Linked DNA regions of Homo sapiens: region 2 is linked to region 1. Evidence: read pairs that join two places in POLR2A ChIA-PET (ENCODE). Cell type or tissue: PC-9. All regions are shown on one strand. Each heading gives the region's core, and the rest is flanking DNA. Links, peaks and the distances in the headings are about the cores only. Region 1 overlaps SPEN (spen family transcriptional repressor). Region 2 holds the start of FBLIM1 (filamin binding LIM protein 1).

Region 1 (15,881 bases), core at 8,517-11,016:
AAAATTCAAATGAGAAACACTATTTCTTATCCTGTGTACCTGGTGCTAGATTTTTAGTCCAGCCTTAAATGCAAGGGTTGCATGTGCCTGTCTTTGTATTAGATGCTGTTTGGGTCACTAGGGAACATTGCCAAATGATATGAAGATTCTTTTAATTATACATTGTATTGACTTTGATTGTTATATTCCCATTATGTTACACATAACGTATGTACTTTTACATATAATACATTTATAGTTTCTTTGATTCTTAAAATTGACTAAAAGTGATTTTTTTTTTACACATCATTTATTTTTCCTTTGATTTAAAAACTGGGGCTTATGTACTCAAAAAACATTTTGCAGTTTACAAAACTATATTTAACATATAGCGATTTGTCTTTTACCAATCAAATTGGTAGGTAGAAGTATTTTGTCTGAACCAGTAATTTTTTTAAATTACACTGTTTGCAGCTGGGTGCGGTGGCTCATGCCTGTAATCCCAGCACTTTGGGAGGCTGAGGCGGGCGGGCGGATCATGAGGTCAGGAGTTTGAGACGAGCCTGGCCAACATGGTGAAACCCTATCTCTACTAAAAATACAAAAAATTAGCCTGGCATGGTGGCAAGCACCTATAATCCCAGCTACTCGGGAGGCTGAGGCAGGAGAATCGCTTGAACCCAGGAGGTGGAGGGTGCAGTGAGCCAAGATCATGCCATTGCACTCCAGCCTGGGTGACAGAGCAAGACTCTGTCTCGAGAAAAAAAAAAAATTATGCTGTTTGCAGTGAAGGCTCATTTGCATTCAAGATTATTTAAAAGTGTCCTTGGATTAAAAGATAAAAGAGTAATTTATTACTTTATTGTGTGAAAAGGATGCTAGAACTTTTTTTTTTTTTTTTTTTTGAGACGGAGTTTCTCTCTCTTGCCCAGGCTGGAGTGCAGTGGTGTGATCTCGGCTCACTGCAAGCTCCACCTCCTGGGTTCACACCATTCTGCGTCAGCCTCCCAAATAGCTGGGATTACAGGCACCTGCCACCACACCCGGCTAATTTTTTTGTATTTTTAGTAGAGACGGGGTTTCACCATGTTAGCCAGCATGGTCTCGATCTCCTGACCTCAGGATCCGCCCGCCTCGGCCTCCCAAAGTGCTGGGATTACAGGTGTGAGCCACCGTGCCCGGCCAGATGTTAGAATCTTTAATGAAGACCTCATCGATCAGAATTCAGGAGGAAGTACTAAACTTGGGTGGGAAAATACCTCTTTATTTTTAGTAACTTCTTACTGGGATCTAATATTTCCTTCAACTATAATATAGAGAAAACTAATAGTAGTTGTGATTTTCGTCACCAATACAAATCATATATATTTTCATATTTTATATTACAGTTTTTGCAAATACTTCATTATTGTCATCACAACTTGGAAATTACAGTGGCTGTTAGATCTGCTGCCAGATACTTTTTTTTTTTTTTTTTTTTGAGACAGAGTCTTGCTGTGTCACCCAGGCTGGAGTGCAATGGCATGATCTCGGCTCACTGCAACCTCTGCCTCCCAGGTTCCAGCAATTCTCCTGCCTCAGTTTCTCGAGTAACTGGAATTACAGGCGCCCACCACCATGCCCAGCTAATTTTTGTGTTTTTAATAGAGACGGGGTTTCACCATGTTGGCTAGGCTGGTCTTGAACTCCTGATCTTAGGTGATCCGCCCACCTCGACTTTACAATGTGCTGGGATTACAGTCATAAGCCACTGCGCCTGGCCTAGATACTTTTATTTGGTGTGTTAGTAAAGAAGCATATATATTACTATATGATCAATTTGTGTTATATATCTTAAAAATTCTATCTCAGGAATTTTGAACATACACAAAAGTGGACACAATAGTCAGTGAATCCCAAGTTCCTCTCGTTCATCTCCAACAACCATCAGTTATGGCCTATCTGCTTTTCTCCTTCCTGTATTTTTTTTTTTCTTGAGACAGGATCTCACTTTGTCACCCATGCTGGAGTGCAGTGGTGTGATCACTGCTTACTGTGTCCCTTCAACCTCCCGGGCTCAAGAGATCCTCCCATCTTAGCTTTCCAAGTAGCTAGGACTACAGGCGCACACCACCATACTCGGCTAATTTTTGTATTTTCTGTAGAGACAAGGTCTCACTCTGTTGCCCAGGCTGGTCTCGAACTCCTGGGCTCAAGTGATCTGTCTGCCTCGGCCTCTCAAAGTGCTGGGATTACAGGTGTGAGCCACTGCACCCAGCCTTTTTTTTTTGAGACGGAGTCTCGTTCTGTTGCCCAGGCTGGAGTGCAGTGGCGTGATCTCAGCTCACTGCAACCTCTGCCTCCCGGGTTCAAGCTATTCTTGTGCTTCAGCCTCCTGAGTAGCTGGGATTACAGGCGTGTGCTACCACGCCCAGCTAGTTTTTGTATTTTTAGTAGAGACAAGGTTTCACCATGTTGGCCAGGCTGGTCTTGAACTCCTGACCTCAAGTGATCTGCCTGCCTCAGCCTCCCAAAGTGCTGGTATTACAGGCGTGAGCCACCGTGCCCGGCCCCTATTTATTTATTTATTTTCATAAAAAAATTGTTTTTTTTCTACCCAGGTTGGAGTGTAATGGCATAATTATGGTTCACTGCAGCCTCGACCTCCTGGGCTTGAGGTATCCTCCCACCTTAGCCTTCTCAGTATCTGGGACTATAGGCATGAGCCATAATGTCCAGCTAATTAAAAAAATTTGTTTTAGAGACAAGGTCCAGTGGCTCACACCTGTAATCCCAGCACTTTGGGAGGCCGAGGTGGGTGGATCATGAGGTCAGGAGATCGAGACCATCCTGGCCAACATAGTGAAATCCTGTGTCTATTAAAAATACAAAAATTAGCTGGGTGTGGTGGCACATGCCTGTAATCCCAGCTACTTGGGAAGCTGAAGCAGGAGAATCACTTGAACCTTGTAGTTGGAGGTTGCAGTGAGCCGAGATCGTGCCACTGTACTCCAGCCTGGTGACAGAGCAAGACTCCGTCTCAAAAAGAAAGAGAAACAAGGTCTCACTATGTTGCCTAGGCTGGTCTTGAACTCCTGGGCTCAAGTGATCCTCCTGCCTTGTCCTACCAAAGTGCTGGGATTACAGGCATGAGTCACTGGGCCCAGCAAAAAAAAAAAAAGTTCAGGATCAGACTACACCTCCCACATCCCCTTTTCCCAAATTCACCAGTTAACATTTTGTCACATTTGCTCCATTACCCTCTGTTGTCTTTATGGCATGATGTCCTTCCACTCTAAATTCTCTAGTGTGTACCTCCCTGAAACAAGGACACTTTCCTGTATTGCCACCGTGTAGTCCTCCTAGTTAGGAAATCAGAATTGATACAACACTACCACCCAATGCATAGCCTAGGTGTATAGTAGGCTCTACCATTGAGGTTTGCATAAGTACGCCCTGTTGTTTTCACAATGATGAAATCACGTAAAGATGCATTTCTCAGAATGTATCCCTGTTCTTAAGTGATGCATGACTATATTTGGATGATCAGTTGGATTTTAAAAGAGCTTGGCCAGGTGCAGTGGCTCTTGCCTGTATTCCAGCACTTTGGAAGGCTGAGGCAGGTGGATCACCTGAGTTCAGGAGTTCCAGACCAGTCTGGGCAACATGGTAAAACCCAGGCTGTAAAAACAAAAACAAACAAACAAAAAAAACCCGGGCACGATGGCGCACACCAGTAGTCCCAGCTGTTCAGGAGGCTGAGGTGGGAGGATCACTTGGGCCCATGAGGCAGAGGCAGCAGTGAGCCGATACTGCGCTGCCGCACTCTACCCTGGGCAATAGAGAAAAACCCTGTCTCAAAAAACAAACAAACAAAAAACTTAATGTTTTGAAATAGTGTATAGCTATTATATGTGACATTGGTGTATCAGTTACTTTGAAATGAATCCTTCTGCTAACCAGCTATGTTCTTCAGTCAAACATATCTCTCCTTAATTAGTATTTTTAAAGTTTGAAATAGTTTTAAATTATATTGCAGTCGGTTTTCTTTTTTAGTTTTTTTTTTTTTTTTAATTAAGAGATGGGGTCTGACTATGTTGCCCAGGCTGCAGTGCAGTGGCTATACACAGGTGAGATCATAGCTCACTGCAGCCTCCAACTTTTGGCTTCAAGCAATATTTCCGCCTCAACCTGCCAAGTATGTAGGATTACAGGTATGTGCCACTGCACTCTATTTATAGTTCATTTTCTTTTTCTGTTTTCTTTTTCTTTTCTTTTTTTTTTTTTTTTTGAGAGGGAGTCTTGCTCTGTCGCCCAGGCTGGAGTGCAGTGGCGGGATCTCGGCTCACTGCAAGCTCCGCCTCCTGGGTTCACACCATTCTCCTGCCTCAGCCTCCCGAGTAGCTGGGACCACAGGTGCCCGCCACAGCCCCCGCCACCACGCCCGGCTAATTTTTTGTATTTTTAGTAGAGACAGGGTTTCACCGTGTTAGCCAGGATGGTCTCTATCTCCTGACCTTGTGATCCGCCCGCCTCGGCCTCCCAAAGTGCTGGGATTACAGGCTTGAGCCACTGTGCCCGGCCTGAAAAGGAACTTTCATCACAGCTTTGTGTCTCAAAGAGTTGTAGCATTTTATTTCCTGTATATTGGATTGATTTGAAATTTGTTTTAAAAATGATTTTCGAGAGGACTTTTCCTAAAAAGACTTCTTATTTCTGGAGAAAGCTTTTAGTTCTAGAGATGCTATAATTCAGAAGATTAAAATGTTGACTGGAGAGGCTCAGGTATTTAATAAGTATAAAGAATGATCAGTTAACATCTTTTTTTTTTTTTTTTTTTTTTTTGAGACGGAGTCTTGCTCTGTCACCCAGGCTGGAGTGCAGTGGTGCGATCTCAGCTCACTGCAAGCTCCACCTCCCGGGTTCATGCCATTCGCCTGCCTCAGCCTCCTGAGTAGCTGGGATTACAGGCGCCCGCCACCACACCCGGCTAATTTTTTGTATTTTTAGTAGAGACGGGGTTTCACTGTGTTAGCCAGGATGGTCTCGATCTCCTGACCTCGTGATCCGCCCGCCTCGGCCTCCCAAAGTGCTGGGATTACAGGCGTGAGCCACCGTGCCTGGCGTAGTTAACATCTTAAGGCATAGACTTCAGTGACTGTTTTTCTTTTTGAGACAGCCTTGTTCTGTTACCCAGGTTGGAGGGGAGTGGTATAATCCCAGCTCACTGCAGCCTCAACCTCCCAGGCTCATCAAGTGACCCTCTCATCTCAGCCTCCCAAGTAGCTTCAGAGGTGTGTGTGTGTGTGTGTGTGTGTGTGTGTGTGTGTGTGTATGTGTAGCTAAGGTCCCACTGTAGTGTGTGTGTGTGTGTGTGTGTGTGTGTGTGTGTAGATAAGGTCCCACTGTATTGCCCAGGATGGTCTCAAACTCCTGGTCTCAGGATATCCTCCCGCCTCAGCCTCCCGAAGTGCTGGGATTACAGGTGTGACCATTACAGGTGTGTGAGTCTGGCTATTAGTGACTTTTTTTTTTTTGAGATGGAGTCTTGCTCTGTCTCCAGGCTGGAGTGCAGTGGCACAATCTTGGCTCATTGCAACCTCCACCTCCCGGATTCAAGCGATTCCCCTGCCTCAGCCTCCTGAGTAGCTGGACTACAGGCACATGCCACGATGCCTGGCTAATTTTTTGTATTTTAGTAGAGACGGGGTTTCACCATGTTGGCCAGGATGGTCTCGATAACCTGACCTTGTCATCCGCCTGCCTCGGCCTCCCAAAGTGCCAGGATTACAGGAGTGAGCCACTGTGCCCGGACTTTTGTTTTGTTTTGTTTTGTTTCTGAGACAGTCTTACTCTGTGGCCCAGGCTGGAGAGCAGTGGCACGGTCTTGGCTCACTGCAATCTCTGCCTCCTGGGTTCAATTGATTCTGCCACCTCAGCCTCCCAAGTAGCTTGGACTACAGTTGCGTGCCACCATGTCCAGCTAATTTTTTTAAAAAATTGCTTTTTGGTAGAGATGGGGTTTCATCACATTGGTCAGGCTGAGTGACTTTTTTTTTTTTTTTTGAGACGGAATCTCACTCTGTCACCTAGGCTGGAGTGCAGATGGTGTGGTCTCGGCTCACTGCATTCCACCTCCCGGGTTCAAGCGATTCTCCCGCCTCAGCCTCCCAAGTACCTAGGACTATAGGCACATGCCACCACACCTGGCTAATTTTTGTATTTTTAGTAGTAACGGGGTTTCAGTATGTTGGCCAGGCTCGTCTCGAACTCCTGACCTCATGATCCACCTACCTCGGCTTCCCAAAATGCTGGGATTACAGGTGTGAGCCAGCGTGCCTGGCCCAGATACTTTTTTATGGAGTAAGGATAAAAGTCACTAGTTAAGTGAAATATTAGAAATATTTGTATATTTCCCATAGTTTTAAAAAATTATTATTTTACTGAAAAGTAAGTCCTAAGGATAGAAGCTGATTTCCTTCTCAGCAGTTGTACTGTAAATAACAGTATTAGTAAGCACCTTTTTAGAGTCCTTTCCATTCCCAGCAAGGACTCTCTTTTTTTTGTGGGGGGAGTAGTGACAGGGTCTTGCTGTGTTTCCAGGCTGGTCTCAAAACTCCTTGCTTTAAACATCCTCTCACCTTGGCCTCCCAGAATGCTGAAATAACAGGACTGGGCCGGGTGCGGTGGCTCACTCCTGTAATCCCAGCACTTTGGGAAACTGAAGCGGGTGGATCACAAGGTCAGGAGTTTGAGACCAGCCTGGTCAATATGGTGAAACCCCGTCTCTACTAAAAATATGAAAAAATTAGCTGGGCGTGGTAGCACATGCCTGTAATCACAGCTACTCAGGAGGCTGAGGCAGGAGAATCGCTTGAACCTGGGAGGCCGAGGTTGCAGTGAGCTGAGATTGCGCCACTTTACTCCAGCCTGGGTGACAGAGTGAGACTCCGTCTCAAAAAATAAAAAAACAAAAAACAAAAATTGCGGGAGTTAGCCACCATTCTTGGCCTTTTGAGGGACTCTTGATGTGGATTTTTGCTAATTTATGATTTAGTCTCTTGGCTTCTGCTAACTTCAGCTTTGTGTTTTGTAGCCTTCGTGTTTGGATCAGCTTGCCTTGCACCTTTTTTCTTAATCTAAGTGCTTTGTTTACTGTCATTACTTTAATAAATGTTTTATTTTGGTTATTAGCAGTTCTATTTACAATTATACTTCAGTTCTTCCTAGAAAAGTACTATGTAAATCAGATACATTTATGAAAGCTACTCATTAATTATTGTGAGAATAGTGTCCGAATGTTAGCTTAATGGTCATCGTGATTATTTATATTCCTGCACTTTACTTTTTGATTCTTGCAGTATAAACTCCTGTCTTGTTCTCTGGGGAGGAAGCACACTGTGAATTTTTTCCAAGATTGTCTAAAATATTCAGGCTTTTTATTTGCTCTAACCAGTAGAATCTAAAGATTACAGAAACTTTGGAATTTTTCTCCTCATAATTTGACAATCTTTTGAGAGGTTTGTCAGTTGAACACTGTCCCTTTGTTAAAAGTTAATTTTACTTAATAAATAATTTTTCATTAGATTGGAGTAAAATATAATGTGAGTATGTATGTGCATAAATAATTTTTTTTCGGTGAAGTGCGGGTAGCTCATGCCTGTAATCCCAGCACTTTCTGCTTTTTTTTTTTTTGAGACGGAGTCTCGCTCTGTCGCCCAGGCTAGAGTGCAGTGATGCAATCTCAGCTTACTGTAAGCTCCGCCTCCCAGGTTCACGCCATTCTCCTGCCTCAGCCTCCTGAGTAGCTGGGACTACAGGTGCCCACCACCATTCCTGGCTAACTTTTTGTATTTTTAGTAGAGATGGGGTTTCACTGTGTTAGCCAGGATGGCTTCGATCTCCTGACCTTGTGGTCTGCCTACCTCAGCCTCCCAAAGTGGTAGGATTACAGGTGTGAGCCACCGCTCCCGGCCGAATCCCAGCACTTTTCCCATTCTCAGTGGGTAATAAAAGGTAGTTGGGCATGGTGGTATGTACCTATAGTCCAGCTACTTGGAAGGCTTAGGCGGGCAGATCACTTGAACCTGGGAGGTTGAGGCTGCAGTGAGCCAAGATTGTGCCATTGGACTCCAGCCTGGGTGACAGTGACGCTGTCTCAGAAAAACAAAACAAAACTGCACATGCACACACACACAGACACATATAATTTTTTTCCTTACTGGAGTAATGAAGCCTGCAATAGTTCTGAAGAATGTCTGCATTCAGAGCTTTACTGGAAACAGATGCCTTTTCCCAGGAGTTGTAATTATCAAGTTTTCTATGTTCAGGAATCTAGGCACTCACCCTGGATTCAGTAAACAGATAGGGGTATAGTTTTATTGGTTGAATTAAGCTTATTCTTGGTCTTAACATTTTCTTAAAGCCTTTCTACTTAGAACCAATAAATAGTTTCTAATATAAAAAAGTAATCTGGCTGGGTGCAGTGGCTCATACCTGTAATCCCAGCACTTTGGGAGACCGAGACTAGAGGACTGCTTGAGTCCAGGAATTGGAGACCAGCCTAGGCAACATGTTGAGACCTCATCTCTATGGAAAACAAAAACATCAGCTGGGTGTGGTGGTGCCTGCCTGTAGTCCCAGCTGCTTAGGAGGCTGAGATAGGAGGATTGCTTGAGCCTGGGAGGTTGAGGCTGCAGTGAGCCATGATTGCACCACTGCACTCCAGCCTGGGCAACAGAGCAAACCCTTGTCTTAGAACAAAACAAACAAAAAAACTAATCTATTATGTTTTCAGCAATACTATTCACAATAGCCAAAAGGTGAATGCATCTCTAATGTCGATGACCAATGAATAGATAAACAGAATGCACTTATCAGATGTGTAATAAACAGAATTCATACAGTGGAGTATTCAGCCTTAGAAAGGAAGTTTTGACACATGCTACAACATTTGAAGACACTATGTAAGTGAAATAAGCCAGTTAACAAAAGAAGGAAAAGTGGACTGTATGATATACATATATGAGGTACCTAGCTACGGTAGTCAACTCCATAAAGACAGCAAGTAGAATAGTGGTTGCTTTTTTTTTTTTTTTTTTTGAAACAATGTCTCACTCTGTTGCCCAGGCTGGAGTGCAGTGGCTCGATCTTGGCTCACTGCAACCTCCTCTTCTTGGGTTCAAGTGATTCTCGTGTCTCAGCCTCCCAAGCAGCTGGGACTACAGGCGCTTGCCACCACGCCTGGCTAAGTTTTGTACTTTTAGTAAAGGTGGTGGTTTTGCCATGTTGGCAAGGCTGTTCTCAAACTCCTGACCTCAAGTGATCTGCCTGCCTTGGCTTCCCAAAGTGTTGGGATTATAGGCGTGAGCCTCTGTGCCGGCCGGTTTTTTTTTTTTTTTTTTTAATATTGTAAGCAGTGTTGTAGTAAGCAATTTTGTACTCTTGCAGACAAGTGCAGTTATACATGTATGATAAATTTTTGTGAATGGAATTTCTAGGTGTGTGAACTTAGGTTTGTGGGTTTTTTTTTTTTTTTTTTTTTGAGACAAGGTCTCGCTCTGTCACCCAGTCTGGAGTTCAGTGGTGTGATCATGCCCACTGCAGCCTGGAACTACTGGGCTCGAGCTCCCGTCTCAGCCTACCGAGTAGCTAGGGCTCAAGCTCCCGTCTCAGCCTACCGAGTAGCTAGGACTCAAACTCCCATCTTAACCTCTTGAGTAGCTAGGACTACTACTAAGTGCCAACACACCTGGCTAATGTTTTTATTTTTAGTAGAGAAGGGGGTAGGGTGGGGAGGTGGGGAGGGGTCTTGCTTTGTTCCCCAGGTTGGTCTTGATGTCCTGACCTCAAATCGTCCTCGCGCCTTGGCTTCCCAAAGTGGTGGGATTATAGATGTTAGCCATCATTCCTGCCCATTTTTAAGATTTTGAGTGAAATTGAGCAGCTTTGAGTGTGTTTTTAATCTTAATTTTAATTTTTTTTTGAGATGGAGTCTCACTCTGTCGCCCGGGCTGGAGTGCAGTGGTGAGATCTCAGCTTACCGCAACCTCCGCCTCCTGGGTTCAAGCAATTCTCTTGCCTCAGCCTCCCGAGTAGCTGGGACTACAGGCGCACGCTGCCATGCCTGGCTAAATTTTGTATTTTAGTAGAGACGGGATTTCACCGTCTTGCTCCCAGACTGGTCTCAAACTCCTGACCTCAGGTGATCTGCCGGCCTCGGCCTCCCAGAGTGCTAGGATTACAGGTGTGAGCCACCACGCCTGGCGAGTGTGTTTGTTTTAATTACCATTTGTGAGTGTGTTTTAGAAAATCTTCCTATGCAGGTATATGCCTGTTTTTTTTTTTTTTTTTTTCTGAGACGGTGTCTCACTCTGTTGCCAGGCTGGAGTGCAGTGTCTGGATCTCAGCTCACTGCAGCCTCCACCTCCTGGGTTCAAACGATTCTCCTGCCTCAACCTCCTGAGTAGCTGGGACTACAGGCACGCACCGCCACATCCGGCTAATTTTTTTGTATTTTAGTAGAGACGGGGTTTCACCGTATTGCCCCCAGGCTGGTCTCAAACTCCTCACCTCAGGTGATCCACCCATTTTGTCCTCCCAAAGTGCTGGGATTACAGGTGTGAGCCACCGCACCCAGCCACATTTGCCTGTTTTTTGTTGGGGCGTCTCTTTCCCTTGATTTCTAATAACTCTGTATAGTTAGGAAATCATTTATTTCTCAAGTGTTGCAAGTATTTTTTTTCTCCATTTGTCTTTTGACTTTATATCTTGCTATATAGGAGTTGTAATTTTTTTTTTTTTTTGGAGATGGAATCTCACTCTTGCCCAAACTGTAGTGCAGTGGCATGATCTCAGCTCACTGCAGCCTCAGCCTCCTGAGTTCAAGTGATTCAGGAGTTGTAATTTTTATGTGGTTTGATTTATGTAGTCTTTTCCTTTATGGTTTAGGGATTTTATATCATGCCAGTTCCAAAATTATATGACAGCTCAATTATTATTATTATTTTTGGCATAAGCTAATACATATCTTCAAACTATGAAAAATCTTGCTCACCTCTTTTTCCTTCCCTCCTCCCATCCCTCCTAGTAGAGAAATACTTCAGGGTATGAGCTTTTTCTAAAAATGAAATTAGGGCTTTGTAGTTAACTTTCTTTTGCTGGCTTTAGGGATTCTCCGTATCTTTTGCCATCTTTAGTAATTATTTGTTACTAAATATTTGTTACTGAAAAGAGTGATTAAAGGAGGAATACATTAGTTTTTTTGTTTTGTTTTGTTTTGTTTTTTGAGACACAGTCTCACTCTGTTTCCCAGGCTGGAGTGCAGTGGTGCGATCTTGGCTCACTGCAAGCTCTGCCTCCCGGGTTCACGCCATTCTCCTGCCTCAGCCTCCCAAGTAGCTGGGACTACAGGCGCCTGCCACCACACCTGACTAATTTTTTGTATTTTTAGTAGAGACGGGGTTTCACTATGTTAGCCAGGATAGTCTCGATCTACTGACCTCGTGATCTGCCTGCCTGGGCCTCCCAAAGTGGTGGGATTACAGGCGTGAGCCACCGCGCCCGGCTGGAATACATTAGTTATTTAAGAACAGCTCATATATCCATTATATATATAAAATCATTTCATAATAAATTTCTTGAAAGAGTTCTGTATTACCATGAAATGAAGCTAGCAGATTTTGACTATCATCAGCACCTCATCATATATAACGTTCCTAGTTAGGCGTGCTTGAAATAGAAAAATGCCTTCCATGGTTGCCTATTTATAGTAGGATGTGGCATACAGTTGATTTATAGTGAGATAACATAGAAACTTGTGACTAAAGGAGATATAAAATCTTTTGTGTTGAAGGACAGGGACAGGTATTTTTTGTATTTTTGAAAGATAACAGTTTTATTAAGCTGTAACTCATAAACCATAAAATTTACCCATTTAAAGTATACAATTCAGCTGTTTTTAATATATTCACAGAGTTGCGCAACCATTATCACTATCTAATTGTAGAATAGTTTCATCACCCCAGAATGAAACCCACATCCATTAGCAGTCATTCTCCATTCTCCTTTGTCTTCAGCCCCTGGCAATCTCTAATTTACTTTCTGTTTGCATGGATTTGCCTATTTTGGACCTTTTGTGTATTATGGAATCATACAGTATGTGACTGGCTTCTTTCATTATGCATGTTCTCAAGGTTCATCCATATTTTAGAATATATCAGAACATCATTCTTTTTTGTTGCTGAACAATATTCCATTGAATGGGCATGCCCTCCCCCCTTTTATTTTTATTTTTAAGAGACAGGGTTTCACCATGTTGCGCAGGCTGGTCTCCAATTCCTGAGCTCAAGCAATCTGCCCACCTTGGCTTCCTACAGTGCTGGGGTTATAGGCCTGAGCCACCACGCCTGGCTCATGCCACGTTTTTTATCCATTCATCAGTTGATGGCCATTTAGATTGTTTCTCATTTTTGGCTGTTATGAAAAATGCTGCTATGAAAATATCTGTATATTTGTTGTTGTTTTTTGAGGCAGGGTCTTGCTCTTTCACCCAGGCTGGGTGGCTATCTCACCAGCAATGTATGAGGGTTCAGATTTCTCTTCATCCTCATTATTAGTTGTCATTGCCTTTTTTTTTTTTTTAGCTGCCCTAGTGGGTATGAAATGGTATATAATTGTGATTTTGATTTTGATTTCCCTAATGACTAATGATGACTAAATTTACCATCTTTTCATGTGTTTATTGGCCATTTATGTATCTCTCTCTGTATCCGTATATGTGCTCTGCCACCCAGGCTGGTGTGCAATGGCGTGATCTCAGCCCACCGCAACTTCCGCCTCCTGGGATCAAGCAATCCTCCTGCTTCAGCCTCCTGAGTAGCTGGGACTACAGGCATGTGCCACCACACTTAGCTAATTTTTGTGTATTTTGTAGAGTTGGGATTTTGCCACGTTGCCCAGGCTGGTCTCAAACTCCCAGGCTAAAATGATCCACCTCCCTTGGTCTCCCAAAGCGTTGGGATTCAGGAGTGAGCCACTGCATCCGGCCCCAGCTAATTAAAAAAAAAATTATATATATTTATTTATTTATATACATATATATTTATAGAGATGAGGTCTTGCTGTGTTGTGTAGGTGGGTCTGGAACTCATGGTTTCAAGTGATCCTCCCACCTGGCCTCCCAAAGCTTTGGGATTACAGACTTGAGCCACTGTGTCCAGTCTCATTTTAGAAAATTGGATTGTGCTTTTCATTGAGTTTTAGGAGTTCCCTATCAGAGATATAATCTGTAATTATTTTCTCCTATTCCATAGGTTTATGTATATTTTTGATATGTCTTTAGATAGAATAAAACTTTTTTTTTTTTTTGAGATGGAGTCTTGCTCTGTTGCCCAGGCTGGAGTGCAGTGGTGCGATCTTGGCTCACTGCAAGCTCCGCCTCCCGGGTTCACGCCATTCTCCTGCCTCAGCCTCCCAAGTAGCTGGGACTACAGGTGCCCGCCACCATGCCCAGCTAATTTTTTGTATTTTTAGTAGAGATGGGGTTTCACCATGTTAGCCAGGATGGTCTCGATCTCCTGACCTCGTGATCCGCCTGCCTTGGCCTCCCAAAGTGCTGGGATTACAGGCGTGAGCCACCGTGCCCAGCCAGAATTAAACTATTAACTGTTTTAATTTGTCATTGTCATTTAGCTATTTAGATTTATCATTGACTTGCTGGATATTTGTTAAGTTTTACTTTGGTTTTAATTTATTTTAACTGACATGAGGTATATGACATATTACAAATTTTACTGTCTTACTTGGTTATGTTCAAATTGTAGGAGTCTTGTAATCTGAGTATATGATTTCAAGTTACATGCTACATTTAGTGTGTTGAAATATGGGGATATCAGTAATTGTGAATGGAGTAGTCTTAATATCTACTTCAGTTATGTTGATGACAAGTAACAGCTTTTATTAAATTAATTATTTATTAATTTATTTTCGAGATGGAGTTTTGGCTCTTGTTGCCTAGGCTGGAGTGCAGTGGCGCGATCTCGGCTCACTGTAGTCTCTGCCTCCCAGGTTCAAGCGATTCCCCTGCCTCAGCCTCCTGAGTGGCTGGGACTGCAGGCGGGCACCACCACACTCGGCTAATTTTTTGCGTTTTAGTAGAGATGAGGTTTTACCATGTTGGCCAGGATGGTCTCCATCTCCTGACCTGGTCATCTGCCTGCCTTGGCCCTCCCAAAGTGCTGGGATTACAGGTGTGAGCCACCGTGCCCGGCCCTTTTGGTCTAAATATAAACTCACGTGGGTTGAATTATAAATTAGTAATTCATTTATAAAATTTTGTTACAAAAAAGGTAATATAAGTATTAATGTTACTACATTAGTGCCCATAATTTGGTGGTTGTAATGGATACATTTATGATTTAACTGAGTTCAAAAGAGGAATGATTTTAATCTTTTTATAATGTAAAAAACCAGCACAAACATTTATTGTCTCTACTGTATTTATTTATTTATTTATTTATTTATTTATTTATGAGACAGGGTCTTGCTCTATTGCCCAGGCTGGAGGTGAGTGGCATGGCCATGACTCACTCATGGCCATTTTCACTGATGCTCCTGCCTCAACCTCCCAAATTACTGGGATTACAGGTGTGTGCCACCACGTGGCGTGTTGTCTCTACTGTTACAGGTAGCCTAGCCAAACTTGAATATATTCATCTCTCATGACTTTTTCTTATCCCTTATGGTGTGTTTATTTGCTCTTTGCTTTTTGTCTGTCTATAGTTATTGATTTTTTTTTTTTGGGACAGAGTCTCACTCTGTTGCCCAGGCTGGAGTGCAGTGGCGTGGTCTTGTCTCACTGCAACCTCACTGCCTTCTGGGTTCAAGCGATTCTCCCGCTTTAGCCTCCTGAGTAGCTGGGATTACAGGCGGGCACCACCATGCCTGGCTAATTTTTGTATTTTTAGTAGAGACGGGGTTTCACCATGTTGGTCAGGCTGGGTCTTGAACACATGACCTCAGGTGATCCACCTGCCTCGGCCTCCCAAAGTGCTGCGATTACAGGTGTGAGCCACCATGCCCAGCCGATCATTTGCTTTTGAATAAGGCACAGCTGTGGTGATGATGGGATGGAAAGGTGGAAAAGTAGGCAGTACACAAAGCCATGGGTAGTTTGATAAAAATGTGATCTTTTGGAAGTTATATATTGGGTTTTAGTTGGGTGGGTGGCTATGTAATTTGCCTGCATCTTCAAAAGGCTTGACACTCGTCCTCATTTACAATTCTATAATAACTTTTTCTCCCATAGCAGGATTTCAAAACTTTGAGAGCTAGTAAAGATGGGATCTCATTCCCTGGAAATAGAACAGTAATGTTAATGATCATAAAACGACTCAGATGTGATTTTTTAGCTCTAGAAATTAACTGGGCAAAGAGGGATTAGATGCAAAATTTGAATGTGTTATTTTCATTGGTGTTCTGTTGTCTTGCTTCAAGAATGACTCAGAGAGAATTGTTTTCTATAGTAGCATGACTTGTGTGAGAATGAAGTGTGTGGCAGTTCTTTCCTATTGCTTATTAGGTCAGTTGCAAAAGCTAAGATTAAAATTAATCATTGCATTCCTATTGATAGCCTAGCCAATAAAGGTTGAATGTAGTCACTTCTAGAAAGGAGTATTGAGAGAATTCCTTGGATTTTAGCATACTAAGGATTTTAAAGCTTTGTGTAATTGATGCTTTGGAAGTTATGGAGTGAGTTTCTTATGCAGTTGATGAAAACAATTTTAGAATGGGAGGGGTCTTCTTTTCACATACCAACGAACTGAAAATTGTAAATAAATGTCATGAGGCTAGGGATCTATGTTTTGTTCCCAGGATGTGTTAAGCTCCTAGAACAATGCCTTTTTTTCTTTTTTGAGATGGAG
Region 2 (15,881 bases), core at 5,486-7,985, 110 kb before region 1:
CCGAAGAGCCTGACCCTTGGGGCCTGACCACCAGGACCAAGGTTCTAGGGTCAGGGCAACATCGTGCTGAAGAGGTGGGGGACCAGCGTCCCCAGGCCCTGCGTAAAGTGGGTAGTGACCCCTGGGGCAGCTGGGATTGGGGTTAGCTGGCCTCCCCATCCTGAGCCCCCTACTTCTGGCTTTTCTGAGCTCTGGCATTTTCTTTCTGAGGACTTGCATTTCTTCACCCATTCATTCATTCAGTGTCATCACTGAGTACCTGCGTGGATCCAGGCATCAGGCTGGCACTGGGGACACTGAGAGGAGTAAGGGAGGTTCCCTTCCACAAAATGCTGCAAAGAAAAGTAAAGCCGGAGGCTGGGCGCGGTGGCTCACGCCTGTAATCCCAGCACTTTGGGAGGCCGAGGCGGGCAGATCACCTGAGGTCAGGAGTTTGAGACCAGCTTGACCAACATGGAGAAACCCCGTCTCTACGAAAAATACAAAATTAGCCGGGCGTGGTGGCGCGTGCCTGCAATCCCAGCTACTCAGGAGGCTGAGGCAGGAGAATCGCTTGAACCCGGGAGGCGGAGGTTGTAGTGAGTCGAGATTGTCGCACTGCACTCCAGCCCGGGCAACAGAGTGAGACTCTGTCTCAAAACAAACTAACAAAGAAACAAAGAAAAGTAAAGCCGGGTCAGGGGACAGAGTGACGGGGGCAGAAGTGAGAGAAGGTGTATTTGTTATCTACAGCTGCGTCACAAATTACCCCCCAAACTTGAAGAGTTTAAAACAACAGACACTGATCGTCTTGCTCTTTCTGTGGGTCAGGGATCTGGGTGCTGCTGAGCCGGGTCCTGTGTCTCAGGGCTACTGCCAAGGGTCAGCGAGGCTGTGGTGTCGTCGTAAGGCCCAGGGCCTCCCTTCTTCCTTGCCACGTCGGGCTCCTGCAAGGCACCCCTACAATGCGGCCGTTGGCTTTCCTCAGAGCCCACCAGGGAGAGGGGTGGAGGACAAGCAAGCCCACGCTTTGTGACTCAGTGCTGAAAGTGACATCCTATTGTTTTGGCCACAATCTATCATTGAGGAGAGGTCCCCAGGTCCCACCCACCCGAGGGGAGGGCATGGAGGCCAGGAGGTGGGGATCCTGGGGGCATCTCAGAAGCTGCCGTCCACGGAGGGCTCCTGCGAGGAGGGGGCATTGGAGCAGACACCTGAACAGAGTGAGGGGGCAACCAAGCAAACAGCGGAGGGAAGAACTTCCCAGGCCAAGAAGACGGCTCAACAAGGGCCTTGCGGCAGGAACAGGCCAGGGCATTTAGGAAGGTGGTAGAGCAGGGCACAGTGGCACACGCCTGTAATCCCAGCACTTTGGGAGGATAAGGTGGGTGGATCACGAGGTCAGGAATTCAAGACCAGCCTGGCCAAGATGGTGAAACCCCGTCTCTACTAAAGATACAAAAATGAGCCAGGCGTGGTGGCGAGTGCCCGTAATCCCAGCTACTCTGGAGGCTGAGGCAGTGAATTGCTTGAACCCAGGAGGCTGAGGCAGAGAATTGCTTGAACCCAGGAGGCTGAGGCAGAGAATTGCTTGAATACAGGAGGCGGAGGTTGCAGTGAGCCCAGATCACACCACTGCACTCCAGCCTGGGTGACAGAGCCAGACTCTGTCTCAGAAAAAAAAAAAAAAAAAAGGAAGGTGGTAGAGAGGGTGGAGCGGCTGGGCCTGGAGCCCCGGGCGAGGCTATGGACTGCGTTGCCCTGAGGGGAGCCAGCGGAGGGTTTTGCACAAGGACATGACGGAAGCTGACGTACACCTTGAGAGGAGTCCTCTCGTGGCTGTTTTCAGAATAGTTTGGAAGCATTTGGAATAACCCAGGTGAGAAGACAGGCGTTCCCAGGCCAAGGGGGTGGTATTGAAGCCCAGGTGGGTTTCAAGGCTCTGGAGTGGACTGAGGGACTGAGGCAGGGTCAGCGCCGCTGCAGCAGAGGGGTGAGGGGTGCAGTGGTGGGAGATGCTGTCTCGGGGGTGGGTTGGGGCAGGATCACACAGGGCCAGGGTGAGGGGCTTGGCATTGTCCCAGAGAGCAGCGGGGAGCCACAGAGGGCTGTGCACAGAAGGGCGTTAGATGCTGCTTTAGTGAGGTGTTCTGGCTACTGTGAGAAGAGGGGATTGTAAAGAATAAGAGTGAGGCATATGGGCCAGGTGTAGTGGCTCACGCCTGTAATCCCAACACTTTGGGAGGCTGAGACAGGAGGATTTCGTGAGCCCAGGAGTTCGAGGCCAGTCTGGGCAACATAGTGAGACCTCATCTCTACAAATAATTTAAAAAATTACACTTTGGGAGGCCGAGGCAGGTGGATCACGAGGTCAGGAGTTTGAGACCATCCTGCCTAACACGGTGAAACCCCGTCTCTACTAAAAATACAAAAAATTAGCTGGGCGTGGTGGTGGGCGCCTGTAGTCCCAGCTACTCAGGAGGCTGAGGCAGGAGAATGGCATGAACCCGGGAGGTGGAGCTTGCAGTGAACCGAAATCATGCCACTGCACTCCAGCCTGGGCGACAGAGCAAGACTATGTCTCAAAAAAAAAAAAAATACAAAAAATTAGCTGGGCATGGTGATGGGCACCTGTAGTCTCAGCTACTCAGGAGGCTGAGGCAGGAGAATGGCGTGAACCCGGGAGGCAGAGCTTGCAGTGAGCCGAGATGGCGCCACTGCACTCCAGCCTGGGCAACAGAGCAACACTCTGTCTCAAAAAATAAAATAATAAAAAATAAAATAAAAAGAGCAAGGCAGATCCAATTTTTAGGACTCCCTTTAGAAAAAATAATACAGAATTCGTATGAAAGTGACTATTTTTTTGGGTGGGGGGGAGAACAGAGTCTCACTGTGTTGCCCAGGCTGGAGTGCAATGGCATGATCTCAGCTCACTGAAACCTCCGCCTCCTGAGTTCAAGCGATTCTCCTGCCTCAGCCTACTGAGTACCTGGGATTACAGGCACACACCACCAAGACCGGATAATTTTTGTATTTTTAGAAGAGACGGGGTTTCACCATGTTGGCCAGGCTGGTCTCGAACTCCTGACGTCAGGTGATCTGCCTGCCTCAGCTTCCCAAAGTGCTGGGATTACAGGCCTGAGCCACTGTTCCTGGCCAAAAGTGACTATTTAGAACAAAGAGAAAAAGCACAACAAATGACTGGAGACTTGGAGATTTGGGTCCTTCTTCTGATGTCTCCCTGGACAGTTTGCTAGGCGTTCTTCATGGACATGCTTCCTGAGTGAAACCAGCTTCTCTCCTTGTCTAGAACACTCTGTAACTCCCAGCAACTCCCAGCCTTCACAGGGGCCATGGAAGTGAGGCCATGAGCATAAGTTTTATTAACTTCACAATAAGCCCACCTCTGGCTAAGAGAGAAGAGGGCGAGACCCACAGGGGCAATGGCAGGTTCCAGGCCACATTGTGCTTTAGTAAGGAGGAGGCTCAGGGCTTGAGGGTGCGGAGATAGATCAGCAAGGGCAGATGCTGGGATAGATGCTGCTGGGAGTAGAGGGTCCCAGTGGGATGGGGGCTCAAGGAGGGGGCTGGGATCAGTGAGGGTTTGGGGCTAGCTCAAGGACCCTCCCAAATAAGGGGCAGAAGGGCCCTGACTAGCAAGGCCTAGGGCGAGGAGGGGCCCCCTCAGTCTGCTGAGCCTCAGGCCCCTCCTTGGCCTCTCCCACACTTCTCACCCCCTCACCCTGGAGCCTGTGCTGATTCGCTGAGTGGACGGTCTGGCCGTGGGAACCAGCACGCCTGGTCAGAGCCAGTTCAGGCCCCTAAACCAGAGCGGGATTAACGCGGAGACAATATTGTCACAGCCAGGTCTTGGGAAGCTGGGCTTTGCCTGGGTGAGGCAGTGGGACACAGGATTGGAGCCTGAGAGTGGACACCATGTGGCTCTAGCTGTGGCCTGGTCGATTCCCACTTGGCTTTTTTTCCTTTTTTCTTTTTTGGCGGAGTCTTGCTCTGTTGTCTAGGCTGGAGTGTAGTGGCACGATCTTGGCTCACTGCAACCTCTGCCTCCAGGGTTCAAGCAATTCTCTTGCCTCAGCCTCCCGAGTAGCTGGGATTACAGGCGCCCGCCACCACGCAGAGCTATTTTTTTTTTTTTTTTGAGACAGAGTTTTGCTCTTGTCACCCAGGCTGGAGTGCAGTGGTGCGATCTCAGCTCACTGCAACCTCTGCCTCCCAGGTTCAAGCAATTCTCCTGCCTTAGCCTGCTGAGTACCCGGGATTACAGGCACCTGCCACCACGCCCGGCTAATTTTTGTATTTTTAGTAGAGACAGGGTTTTGCCATGTTGGCCAGGCTGGTCTCAAATTCCTGAACTCAAATGATCCGCCCGCCTCGGCCTCCCAAAGTGCTGTGATTATAGGTGTGAGCCACTGCACCCAGCCTCATGACTGACTATTTATTTAGAACAAGGAAAAAAAGCGCAACAAATAACTGCAGAAATACAATTTTAACTGGTTTAAGAAAAAGTAAGGACCGGGCACGGTGGCTCATGCCTGTAATCCCAGCACTTTGGGAGGCCAAGGCAGGCAGATCACGAGGTCAGGAGATCAAGACCATCCTGGCTAACACAGTGAAACCCCGTCTCTACTAAAAAAAAAATACAAAAAATTAGCCGGGCATGGTGGCGTGCGCCTGTAGTCCCAGCTGCTGGGGAGGCTGAGGCAGGAGAATGGCGTGAACCTGGGAGGCAGAGGTTGCAGTGAGCCGAGATCGTGCCACTGTACTCCAGCCTGGGTGACAGAGCAAAACTCTGTCTCAAAAAACAAAAAAAAAAAAAAAAAAAAAAAAGAAAGAAAGAAAGAAAAGAAAAAAGAAAAAGTAAGGGAGCCCATAGTTGTACTCCAGTCTGGGCGACAGAGCAAGACTGTCTCAAAAGAATAAAAAATAAAAAGTAAGGGAAAAAAATGCATTGACTCTGGAGGTCTGGTAGTAGGATTGCAGGTATGGCTGGATCCAGCAGCTGATGAAATCAGTTATCTTTCTTTCCTATCTCTTTGCTCTGCTGTCCTCTGTGGTGGTCCAAGTGGGGGGCAAAAGTGGTGTCAAGCTTGTATTCTGCCAGCCAACAAGCCCAGAGAGCTGATCTTAGAACTAACAGCCACTATGATTGGCTGGACATGGGTCATGTATACACCAGGCACTGAGAGTGGAAGAGAGGTTCCCCAAACAGAAACTGAGTGCTGTTATCAGAATCAGGGAAAGTAGTGCTGGCTATCAGGAGCCATGGATGTTCCTTGGATTCTCTTGCAGGACAAAGTCACGTCCTTCCCTTCCCTTCAGAACTTTGTCCCTCTTACTAAAACTTCTATCCTTCATGTGGTAGGGAGAGCAAAGGAACTCATCTCTGAACACCTACTGAGCATCAGGTATTTTTACCCACATTTACCCCACCAGATTCTTGCTATGAAGCCACAAGGGACAAACCTGGGTTGGCAACCCCTCGGTTGCAAGAGGAAACTGAGGCCCAGAGAGAAGTGATTTGCCCAAGGCTGGCAAGTGGCAGAGCTGGAATCACTCCCAGATACTGATGTTACTCACAGCTGTATCTGTGTCCCCATCTGACCCGGCCACCATGGGGGAGCTCCCTTTTCTCTATGCTGCTCCTCTCCCCGCCCTGCCTAGCACAGGGCCCCACACACAGCAGCGCCCAGGAAATAAGCATTGGACTGACCTGACTCCAAGCAGGTAGGGTGGAAGATGGAGGATGGAGGAAGGAGCTGGGAGGCCCAAGGGGCTTCTGAGGCTGTCTGCCAAGCTGACCTCTGACCTTTAAAGCCCATGTTTTCCCTTCTGCCCCCTTTCCCTGGGAATATTCGTCCCTATTCTCACACTGGCTCCTCCCCATCTCAGCTTAACCCTCACCTCCTCAGAGAGGATTTCCCCCCACACCCCACACCCCACACCCACCCCACCCCCTTTTGTCTCAGACCCCTTGTCCATTCCTTCATAGCACCTTTTACTATTGGTTATTGTTATGTTAATTTGCTTTATGGTTTGCTCTACCCAATCTCCCTGTAAGGACTGTGGGGACAAGGACTGATCATGTCTGATTTGATCCCGTCGGCTCCTTGACTCATGCATTGCACACAGTAGGTGCCCGGTCAGTGTCTGCTCAGTCAAAGCTCTCCACTGTGGAGGTGCCACCCCCGCCCCGGCAAGCAGACTTGCCCTCAAACCTCTCTTCCACCCCTTCCCTGCCACTCAGGGTCTCAGCTGCCACCATCCTAATAGAAGATTGAGCCCCTTGCCTGCTGGAGCCATCTAAGGGAGAAGAAAGCCGTTGTGAGCCTGGCAGGGAGGGCGGAGGGCAGCAGAGCCTCTGAGCTGGCAGACAAAGGGCGTGTGTTCTCATCCAGCGCACTTCCTGGGTTTCCGTTGCAGGAAGTTTGGCACCTGCCGATCGGTGACATCGACACCCGAGCTGCTGCGGGCCAGGACGAATCCCTCCATCCGGGAGCAGTGGTGGCGGTGGAACAGGTGGCCTGGGGTGCTGGAGGCAGGTAAGCAGAGGCAGTTGAACCCCTCATTCCCCTTGGACTGTCCCAGAGCAAATGTGGGAAGCCTGGGTCCTAGACTAAGTCAGTGTGACCTTGAACAAGGCCCCAAATCAACTCTTCGTTGCCTCACTATCCCACCTGGGGGTGCAACAGGTGGTTCAGGGGCTGTCATGGAGGTGAGGGCAGGCAGCTCCACTTTTATCTCTTAAATAAACTTCTGGGTCACTAAGCATTTGCAAAGGGGTTCTACAGCCAAAAGCGCCTGAAAACCCCCAGATCGCACCTTCCTCCTTTGAGTCCTTCCCGTCTCTGTCGTTCAGAGGGTATGGGGAAGTCTCCTCCAAAGGGTGCTGCAAAGCTGGAGTTTTGGGGGGCAGGGGCAGGATATCACTGCCAAGCCAGGAATGAGCCGAGCAGGGACTCAGACAGCCTTGAGTCCCAGCCTCGCCCTGCTGCACAGAACTCTCAGCACCTCCAAGCCCCAGCTTCCGATTCTGTAAAGGATGGCACTGGTACCTGTTCTTGAGACTAGCAGAGCTGTGTGCCCAGGGACACAGCGGCTCTGGTTTGAATTTGGCTCTGCCATTTGCCCCTAGTGTGGCCTTGAGCCTCTCGGGGCCTCAGTGTCCTTGACCGTGAACAGGAATCATCAGCCCTGGTGCTCATGGCTCTTGTGGGATTAGGATGGGGATGAGGATGGGTACCAGCACCTAGAAAGCCCCTATCAATGGCAGCTCCTGGGACTGCTGCTGTTACTGCAGCTTGGCTGAGAGGATCAAATGGGAAAAGGGGCGACAAGAGGGATGGGAGGGGCGATGATCAGTGGGTGAGGGCGGAGGCAGCCTCCTCTGACCCTCATAAACCAGCCTCCCTCAGAAACAGCCCCAGAGCCACCCTGGAGGGGTGACTGTAGCTGAGGGGTTGCAGGACGGGCCAGATCCTGTCTGGCCACCCCGCAGATGGCGCTGGGTCCAGCGCTCCTCAAGCCTCAGCCACTGTGGCTTTAATCAAAAGAACAATCTGTCTGCCTCTGAATCAGACCCAGATTCCTTTCCCCACAATGTCCCTGAGGCCTCCAGGGACCCAGGCAGTCCATCCCGGCCCCATCCCGGGCCCCAGAGTCCAGGCTCTGCCTCCCCTCCCGCTCCCGTCCTAATTGCTCCAGCTGGGAGGGGGAGGGTCACTGGATGTGGAGGGAGGGGTTCAGCCACAGGGCCAGCCGGGCCCTGCCTTCCAGAGCTCCTGGAGCGGCCTGTCCCCCGGGACACCGGGACCCACCTGCAGAGGGCTTACCGCTCAGGAGAGCAGAACAAGGTGACCTGCTCCACTGGGGGTCTCCGAGACCCCCACCCTCAGGAACACTCCCGGAAAAAGCCCCCAACCCAGCATATATTAACCACTATTAATCACAGTCCTGGCTGTAACTGTCACCTTTTATCCTCAGGCCAACCTGGAGAGGTAGGCAGTGGCTACCTCCACTTTACAGATGAAGACACTGAGGCTCAGGAGGTGGCGTGACTGCTCCGGGTCTCACGCTTAGTAAACGGCCGCAGAACCCTGGTCGGTTTGACGCAAGACCCTGGCGGATCCCAGAGCCAAAGTAAGCGCTCACCTCCGCCGGACAGGGTAGGTGGGGTTGCCAACCCAGGAGAGCGAGGGAAGGGGGACGGCAGGGACCACTCGGGGTCCATGAAGAACGCGAGGGGATGGGCAGCGGGGAGGGAAGGAAACCCACCCCGACTCCCCATTCTCCTACCCCCACTCCCCATCCCTCCCATTCCCCCATCGCCCCCATCCCCATTCCCCCCCATTCCCACCCCCTGGCCTGTGCCAAGGGGGAGGGGAGGCGTCGTCCAGGGAACAAAGGGAGGGGGAAGGGGCGGCGCGGGGCGCGGCCGGGCAGGTTGGGGGGCAGGTAGGGGCCGCTTCCGCGGGGCGGGAATCCCGCGCCCCCTCCCCCCGAGCCTCACCTTTTATGGTAAAGCGGCGCGGGGCGGCGGGGCGGAGGGAGCCGAGGGGGCGGGGAGGGCGGACGGGCGGAGGGGACGGGAGGCCCAGCGGCTCCGGGCTCCGCTGGCTCGGGCGTCGGATCGGAGCCGCCGGGGCGCGGGCGGCCCAGGTAAGCGGGCCGGGTGGGTGGGGGTCGCGTCCCTCCGTCCCTGTCCCCGGTGCACACAGGTGACAGCGCCGGCAGTGCTCGGCCGGAGCCTGCTCGGTCGCCAGCCGGGACCCCCGGCGCGGCGCCCCTGGAGGGGCCTGCGGGTGGGGGGTGCGGTCCTCACGCCCTTTGCGTCCCAGTCTCTTGGTCTCTCTCCCCGGAGTCGGGGAGTCGGCAGGTCCGGGGCGAGGGCTCAGTGAGGCCGGCGGAGGGCCGAGTCCCAGCCCGGGAGCGGGAGCCGGGGACCCGGCGCGCAGGGCGGAAGCTCCCGCACAAAAGGCCGGAGTCCCGCACATGGATCGAATTAAAGCTCCGGCGGCGCCCAGCGGTGACCCCGGCGGCCGCCCTGCTCGGCTGCCTGCGGAGGGTCCCGCGTTTCCGGAGCCCGGGGGCGCTCCAGGCCCCTTTTCCTAGCCAGGGTCAGGCAAGGGGAGGGACGGGTCCCGGGGCTGCTCCTCTCTGGGCCTCACGCGCCCGTCGGGGGCTGAGAAGGTGTGGAGATGGGCGATACCCAGGTGTGTGCCCTGGGATGATCTTGGCGTCGGCCCCTACCCCTCACCTCCCACCCAAGCCTGAGGACCCCGGGGAGAGGCTGGGGCCGCGCCCAGATTCCTGCTCTTAATGACGCTGTAGGTTCTGTCCGGGTCCTGGAGGCACCCCCAGCCGAGCCCAGCCCCCGGGCTGCTTCTCCCTCTCAGCTGCTGCCTAACCAGCTGTCCTTCTCTTTGCACCTTCCAAGGGCCTAGACCCTGAGTCTTCTTTCCTTATATATCCTCTCAGCCGCCCTAGGGACACACTCATTCTCACTTTATGAAAAAACGAGGCCAGAGAGTTTCTGTGACCTATTCGGGGTCACCCCGCAGGAAAGAAGTGGGGCCGCGTGTGAACCCAGCTCTCTACCTCCTCTGTTTCCCTGGGGTGGGAAAGAGGTTGAGGGAACCCCTCCCCTAAGTTGCAGGGTGGGAGGGGTTGGGGCACACCCCGCCACTTCTGCCTAAATTTAATTCCGTACCCAAAGGTAGACTGCTTTATCCGGTCATTAAAGAACAAAGCTGGCCGGGAGCGGTGGCTCACGCCTGTAATCCCAGCACTTTGGGAGGCCGAGGCGGGCGGATTACCTGAAGTCAGGAGTTGGAGACCAGCCTGGCCAACGTGGTGAAACCCCGTCTCTACTAAAAATACAAAAATTAGCCGGGTGTGGTGGCGCGCGCCTGTAATCCCAGCTATTCGGCGGCTGAGGCACGAGAATCGCTTGAACCCAGGAGGCGGAGGTTGCAGTGAGCCGAGATCGCACCACTGCGCAGCCTGGGCCACAGAATGAGACTCTGTCTCAAAATAAATAAATAAATAACAAAGCTTAAGCCGGGTGTAGTGGCTCAAGCCTGTAATCCCAGCACTCTGGGAGGCCGAGGAGGGCGGATCACTTGAGGTCAGGAGTTTGAGACCAGCCTGGTCAACATGGTGAAACCCTGTCTCTACCAAAAATACAAAAATTAGCCAGGGGTGGTGGCGTGTGCCTGTGGTCCCAGCTACTCAGGAGGCTGAGGCAGGACAATCGCTTGAACCTGGGAGGTGGAGGTTTCAGTGAGCTGAGATTGCGCCACTGCACTCCAGCCTCGGCCACAGAGCAAGATTCTGTCTCAGAAAAAAAAAAAAAAAAAAAAAGAACAGAGCTTAGAGGTGGCCCCAGAGGTTTTTTTGTTTTTTTTTTTCTTTGTAGGGAACAAGGAGTAGGAAGGAGGACTGTGGGGGTGACCCCCCCTGAGCTGCACATTCTCTGCCCCAAGGCTGCAGCCTCTAGCTGGTCTGGGTGGCTGGCTGGATCCCTGCCTCCTTCCTTCCTTTGGACAGGAAATGACTTTCCTTCCCTTTGTTCCCACTTTTCTCCACTTATCTAACTGGATCTGTGATTCGCTCTCTGGGGGAGGAAGAGTGGGGGCGGAGGGTCCCCTGGGCACAGCTGACTGGGAGATGGCCCCAGGGAACTTACACACAGCCTGCTCCCAGCTGAATCGGTGGCAGTGGGACGGGAGGGAAGCCGGGGCTCCCTCTCCCGATGGGATTGACAGGGCTTTGAAACTCCCCAGCTTAGACCCCCTGGGGCCTGAGGTCCCTGCAGTCACTGCTTGGGAGGTATAGGGGCTGCCCAGCTGTGAACATCTGGCCTCAGTGCTGGACATTTTCCGAGAAGCCAGGCAGATCCGACTTCCCGGAGGAGTGTAGGAAGGGTCAGGGCTGGGTGGGAGGAGGCAGAGGGCCATCCCGAAGCCCCACAGCAGCCCCTGGGGACCAGCCCGGAACATGCCGACCACAAGATTTCTGGTCTGGATTGGGCCATTGTAGAGTGAGAACAGGCCTGGGAACTTGGGCGACTTTGTGCCACCCAAGGAAGGAAAAGCGTGTCTGGGGACACACTTTTGGATGATGTTCCATTAGAATTCCGAGTGCCATGGATGGCCTGGGAAAGTCACTTAACCTCTTGGAACCTCACAGGGTCCATCTGCAAAGTGGGGGCAGGATGGGCATTTCTTGCAGCTAGATTGAGAGGCTGGTGGGTTTTGAGGCACATATAGTACCTGGCACAGGGCCTGGCACGAAACAAGTGCCTTATCAGCAAGTCGTTTGGTATTTCTTTAAATCTCACATGTACTCTGAACATTGTTGACAAAAATAGATTCTTAAACTTATAACAAAGTGTAAAACTAAAGCCCGTGACAGCCAGCCTAAGCATACGTACTTCCAGACATCATTTCCAAACCCAGAAGCAAAAGACAAGTACTTTAAAATAAGTTTTGAAGCTCTTTCCTAATATATTGGTTTCTTCCTCAGAATAGATATTTTATTGTCAGACTGAGCTATGTATTTTAGCCAAACAACTTAAGGGAATTTAGGAGCACGTGTTATTGTTTTTATTATCATCCATCAGTCGCTGTGAACCCAAAGTGGCCAGTGCACTTTGAGATAAGGAGGGAAGCCTGAAGAGCGAGATAGAAAAGGGGACATTTTTAGCCCTGGGCACAGGCATTGGGTGCCTGCTGAGGACTGATGTGCTCACTGGACTCCCAGCTTTCCCACCCATGGCCCCACCTCAGCCTTGGCCACAGGGACTACTGTCAGCAGGAACTACCTGAGAGATGGGAAATAATGTCCTTTTCCTGACATCAGGGTATCAGGGTGCCACCATGCTCTCTGATTTATGCTTTTCTTTTTTTTTTTTTCGAGACAGAGTTTCACTCTGTCACCTCGGCTGGAGTGCAGTGGCACAATCTCAGCTCACTGCAACCTCGCCTCCCAGGATTCAAGCGATTCTCCTGCCTCAGCCTCCTAAGTAGCTGGGGACTACAGGTGCATGCCACCATTTCTGGCTAATTTGTTTTTTTTTTTTTTTTTTTTTGAGACAGACTCTTGCTCTGTTGCCCAGGCTGGAGTGTGGTGGTGCAATCTCGGCTTACTGCAACCTCCGCCTCCCGGGTTCAAGCAATTCTCTGTCTCAGCCTCCCGAGTAGCTGAGATAACAGGCGTCTGCCACCATGCCCAGCTAATTTTTGTATTTTTAGTAGAGACAGGGTTTCACCATCTTGGCCAGGCTGGTCTTGAACTCCTTACCTCGTGATCCAACCACCTTGCCCTCCAAAAATGCTAAGATTACAGGCATAAGCCTCCACGCCAGGCCAAATTTTTGTATTTTTAGTAGAGACAGTGTTTCACCATGTTGGCCAGGATGGTCTTGAACTCCTGACCTCAAGTGATCGCCTACCTCCCAAAGTGCTGTGATTACAGGCGTGAGCCATCGGGTGGCCAGATCTGGGTTTTGATGCCTGCGCTCTGATATCCTCTAGGCACACAAAGAATGCAGACACCGGTCAGACGCATTGATAGTGAGCTTGTGAGCCAGCCTGTCCTGCCCTGGGGCTATCATCGCTTTCGTCCACCCTTGGCAGCAGGAAACTGCCCCTGGAGAGGGCCAGGAATCGGGGGGTGCCTTGTGGAAGAGGTGATGTTTGAGCTGGGCCTCTAAGAGAAAGCTGAAATTCACCCTGTGGGGGCAGGACAGGAAAACCATAGAAGAAACACTGCAAGGCAAGAGAGAGGACATAGGAAGGGCGAGTGGTCCAGGGGCTCAAAGAGGCTGAGGCTGCCGCAGTTGGACTTCATCCTGAGGTGGTGGAGAGCCATACTTTTTTTCTTTTTTTTTTTTTAGACAGAGTTTCGCTCTTGTTGCCCAGGCTAGAGTGCAATGGTGCCATCTCACCTCACTGCAACCTCCACTCCCACGGGTTCAAGTGATTCTCCTGCCTCAGCCTCCCAAGTAGCTGGGATTACAGGCGCCCGCCAGCACACCCAGCTAATTTTTGTATTTTTAGTAGAGATGGGGTTTTACCATGTTGGCCAGGCTGGTCTCGAACTCCAGACCTCAGGTGATCCACCTGCCTCTGCCTCCCAAAGTGCTGGGACAGAGTCTCACCGGGGTGCGATGGCTCACGCCTGTAATCCCAGCACTTTGGGAGGCTGAGGTGGGCGGATCACGAGGTCAGGAGATCAAGACCATCCTGGTTAACATGGTGAAACCCCATCACTACTAAAAATACAAAAACAAAATTAGCCGGGCGTGGTGGCGGGCACCTGTAGTCCCAGCTACTCGGGAGGCTGAGGCAGGAGAATGGCGTGAACCTGGGAAGTGGAGCTTGCAGTGAGCCAAGATCGTGCCACTGCACTCCGGCCTGGGCAACAGAGCAAGATTCCGTCTCAAAAAATAAAAATAAATAAAAAAAGACAGAGTCTCGCTCTGTTGCCCAGACTGGAGGGCAGTGGTGCAATCTTGGCTCACCACAACCTCGGCCTCCCAGGTTCAAGCGATTCTCCTGCCTCACCCTCCCAAGTAGCTGGGATTACAGGTGCCCACCACCACGCATGGCTAATTTTTGTATTTTTAGTAGAGATGGGGTTTCACCATGTTGGCAGGGTGGTCTCAAACTCCTGGCCTCAAGTGATCCACCTGCCTCGGCCTCCCAAAATGCTGGGATTACAGCTGTGAGCCACCATGCCCGGCCCATGGAAGGTTTTTGAGTAAAGGAGAAAGAGATTGATGCTCTAGAAAGATCAGGGTTAGGAGGTGAGACCAGAGGCCATGGAGCCTCCCCATCTCTCCCCTTGCCCCCTGCCCACTGCCCAGGCCTGAACCAGGACCCAGGTTTTGGAGATTGGGTGGAGTGAGAGAGTCTGGCACTAGAAAGCAAGCAAGGAGGGTGCTGGCTCATGTGCAGGGCTGAGAAAGGTCAGAGCAGAGCAAAGTGGCCAAGAGCATGGGCTCTGGGTTCCAGTGCCACCTCACCACCGTGTGACCCTGGACAGGTGACTTCTCTCTGAGTCTCGATTTCTTGATGTGTTAGGTGGGTGATGATAGTGCCTGCCCTGCAGCCACCTTGTGAGTGTTTATGAGTTAATGAGCATAACGTGTGAGTGTTTATGAGTTAATGAGTATAACATGCTCAGGGCAGAGCCGGTCTTGGTGAGGGCAGCTCTCACTGTGCCCTGCCCACTCTGCCGCCGGAGCCTAGCCCTGACGCCCTGGCAGATCCTGATCTGTTCTCTTTCCCTCCCAAAGCAGAGCTGGCCTGAACCTCCAGGACTTCAGCCCTTCTAGGAGAATCTGATCCCAGGTGAGGGAGGTCACTTGGGGTGTGGCCCAGCAGGCAGGCGGGACTCCAGACTGGGAACGGAAGTCAGCCCTGCTGGGGCTGGGAGCTGAAGCATCTGTTCCTTCCTCGCGGGTGTGAGACAAGGAAGAGTGATCATTGGTGAGGGCTGCCCTTTGCTCCCCTAGGTGTGCAGGTTCGGGGGAGGGGCAGTCAGGACTTTTGGGTCTCACCCCTGTGGCCAAGTTCCCTGGTGGGTCCTGTCTTCCCCAGCAGGACACCCCCACCCCTTCTCTGGCTGGGCTGGGTGCTGGACTGAGTTGTTGAGATGGTAGGGTGGCTGGCCTGTCTTTTTGGGAGGAGGGAGGCTCTCTCCTCTCGGGGGAGGGTGGCTGTGTGTCTGGGTGGCAATCCTGTGCTGTACCCCACTCTGTCCCTAGCCACACCAGGAGCTGAAGCCATGGCCTCAAAGCCTGAGAAGAGGGTGGCATCGTCTGTCTTTATCACCCTGGCACCCCCGCGCCGCGATGTGGCCGTGGCGGAGGAAGTGAGGCAGGCAGTTTGTGAGGCCCGGCGTGGCCGCCCCTGGGAGGCTCCTGCCCCCATGAAGACACCCGAGGCTGGCTTGGCGGGGAGGCCCAGCCCCTGGACAACCCCTGGCAGAGCTGCAGCCACAGTGCCGGCTGCACCTATGCAGCTCTTCAATGGAGGTAAGAGCTGAGGGGACTTTGGGGAAGACCACGTCAGAGGCAGAGGTGGGGAGGAAAGGGCAGGCTCCAGCGTCATTCATTCATTCATTATTCATCCTGACAAAATTCACACATCAACGGGAAACAAAAAGATGTGCCCCTTCTGGGTGGGCAAGGGAGCCCGGGAAATAGAGGCTAGATGTCAGAATTTCCGGGACATTTTCATGGGTTATTGGGATTATGGGAAGAGGATCTTGGGAGTGTGGGAACAAGATCAAACTTGCCTGGGAAGGGCTGTCCTGTCACTGGTCAGCATGGCTGGCTGGCCGTTTCGTCTGCCAATTTAATACCCTCAAGCAGAGCACGGGGATCTTGGGGTTCAGTCTCCCTGAAGTGAGATAAGTTTTAGGTGACCAGCTTGGTCATGCGCCTGGTCTGACTGCAGGACACAAAGGCTGGCCCCGGGCCCTGGGGATGCTGCCAGCTGCTTGAAGCCGTCTACACCGAAGGCTGCCATCTGCCATCTGCTTAGTACTTGTCCTCTCAGAGTCATCCTCGAGCGGGTCCAGGACCCCCTTTCTGCCCACCTGCCCTGTGGCCTCGGGTCCCCCTGCTTCTCTCTTGAATTCCTGCCCGCCCATCATAGCCTATGGGCCCTGCACCGGGAGGCAGGCACTGGGAGAGGCCACAGCACTCTTACTGCCTCTCCAAGACCTGGTTCCTGACTCCGTGAGCTCATCGGAGCCTCTTTCTCTCACTTCCGCTGAGTCAGCAGCAGCATCACCCGGGCCTGTACCAACACAGTCACTGGGTCCATTCCAGCACAGCCGCAGGCTCCCACCCCAAGTATCTCTGATTCAGC

What was found. Peaks named below come from ENCODE experiments on the same cell type or tissue, not always from the same donor. Only the 100,000 strongest peaks of a DNase experiment are listed, where the experiment ranks them.
Region 2: POLR2A ChIA-PET joins it to region 1 with 36 read pairs; 4 of 35 experiments call an interaction of 5 or more read pairs at or near these places.

Annotation. Positions count from the first base shown.
Region 1 is chr1:15,855,127-15,871,007 of GRCh38, forward strand. The region is part of intron 1 of SPEN (spen family transcriptional repressor); the gene reads left to right. Among named protein-coding and RNA genes, the nearest start is that of SPEN-AS1, 15 kb to the left of the region's middle. RefSeq lists an enhancer at 10,134-10,634. In PC-9, for the core only: no CTCF peak of the experiment used is centred there; no DNase peak of the experiment used is centred there.
Region 2 is chr1:15,750,194-15,766,074 of GRCh38, forward strand. FBLIM1 (filamin binding LIM protein 1) reads left to right here and starts at 8,602. Exons shown (of 9, transcript NM_017556.4): 1 at 8,602-8,655; 2 at 14,303-14,492; 3 at 14,771-15,040. The coding sequence starts at 14,791. RefSeq lists enhancers at 3,211-3,712, 3,713-4,212, 5,955-6,734, 10,411-11,355. In PC-9, for the core only: no CTCF peak of the experiment used is centred there; no DNase peak of the experiment used is centred there; H3K4me3 peaks cover 386 bases.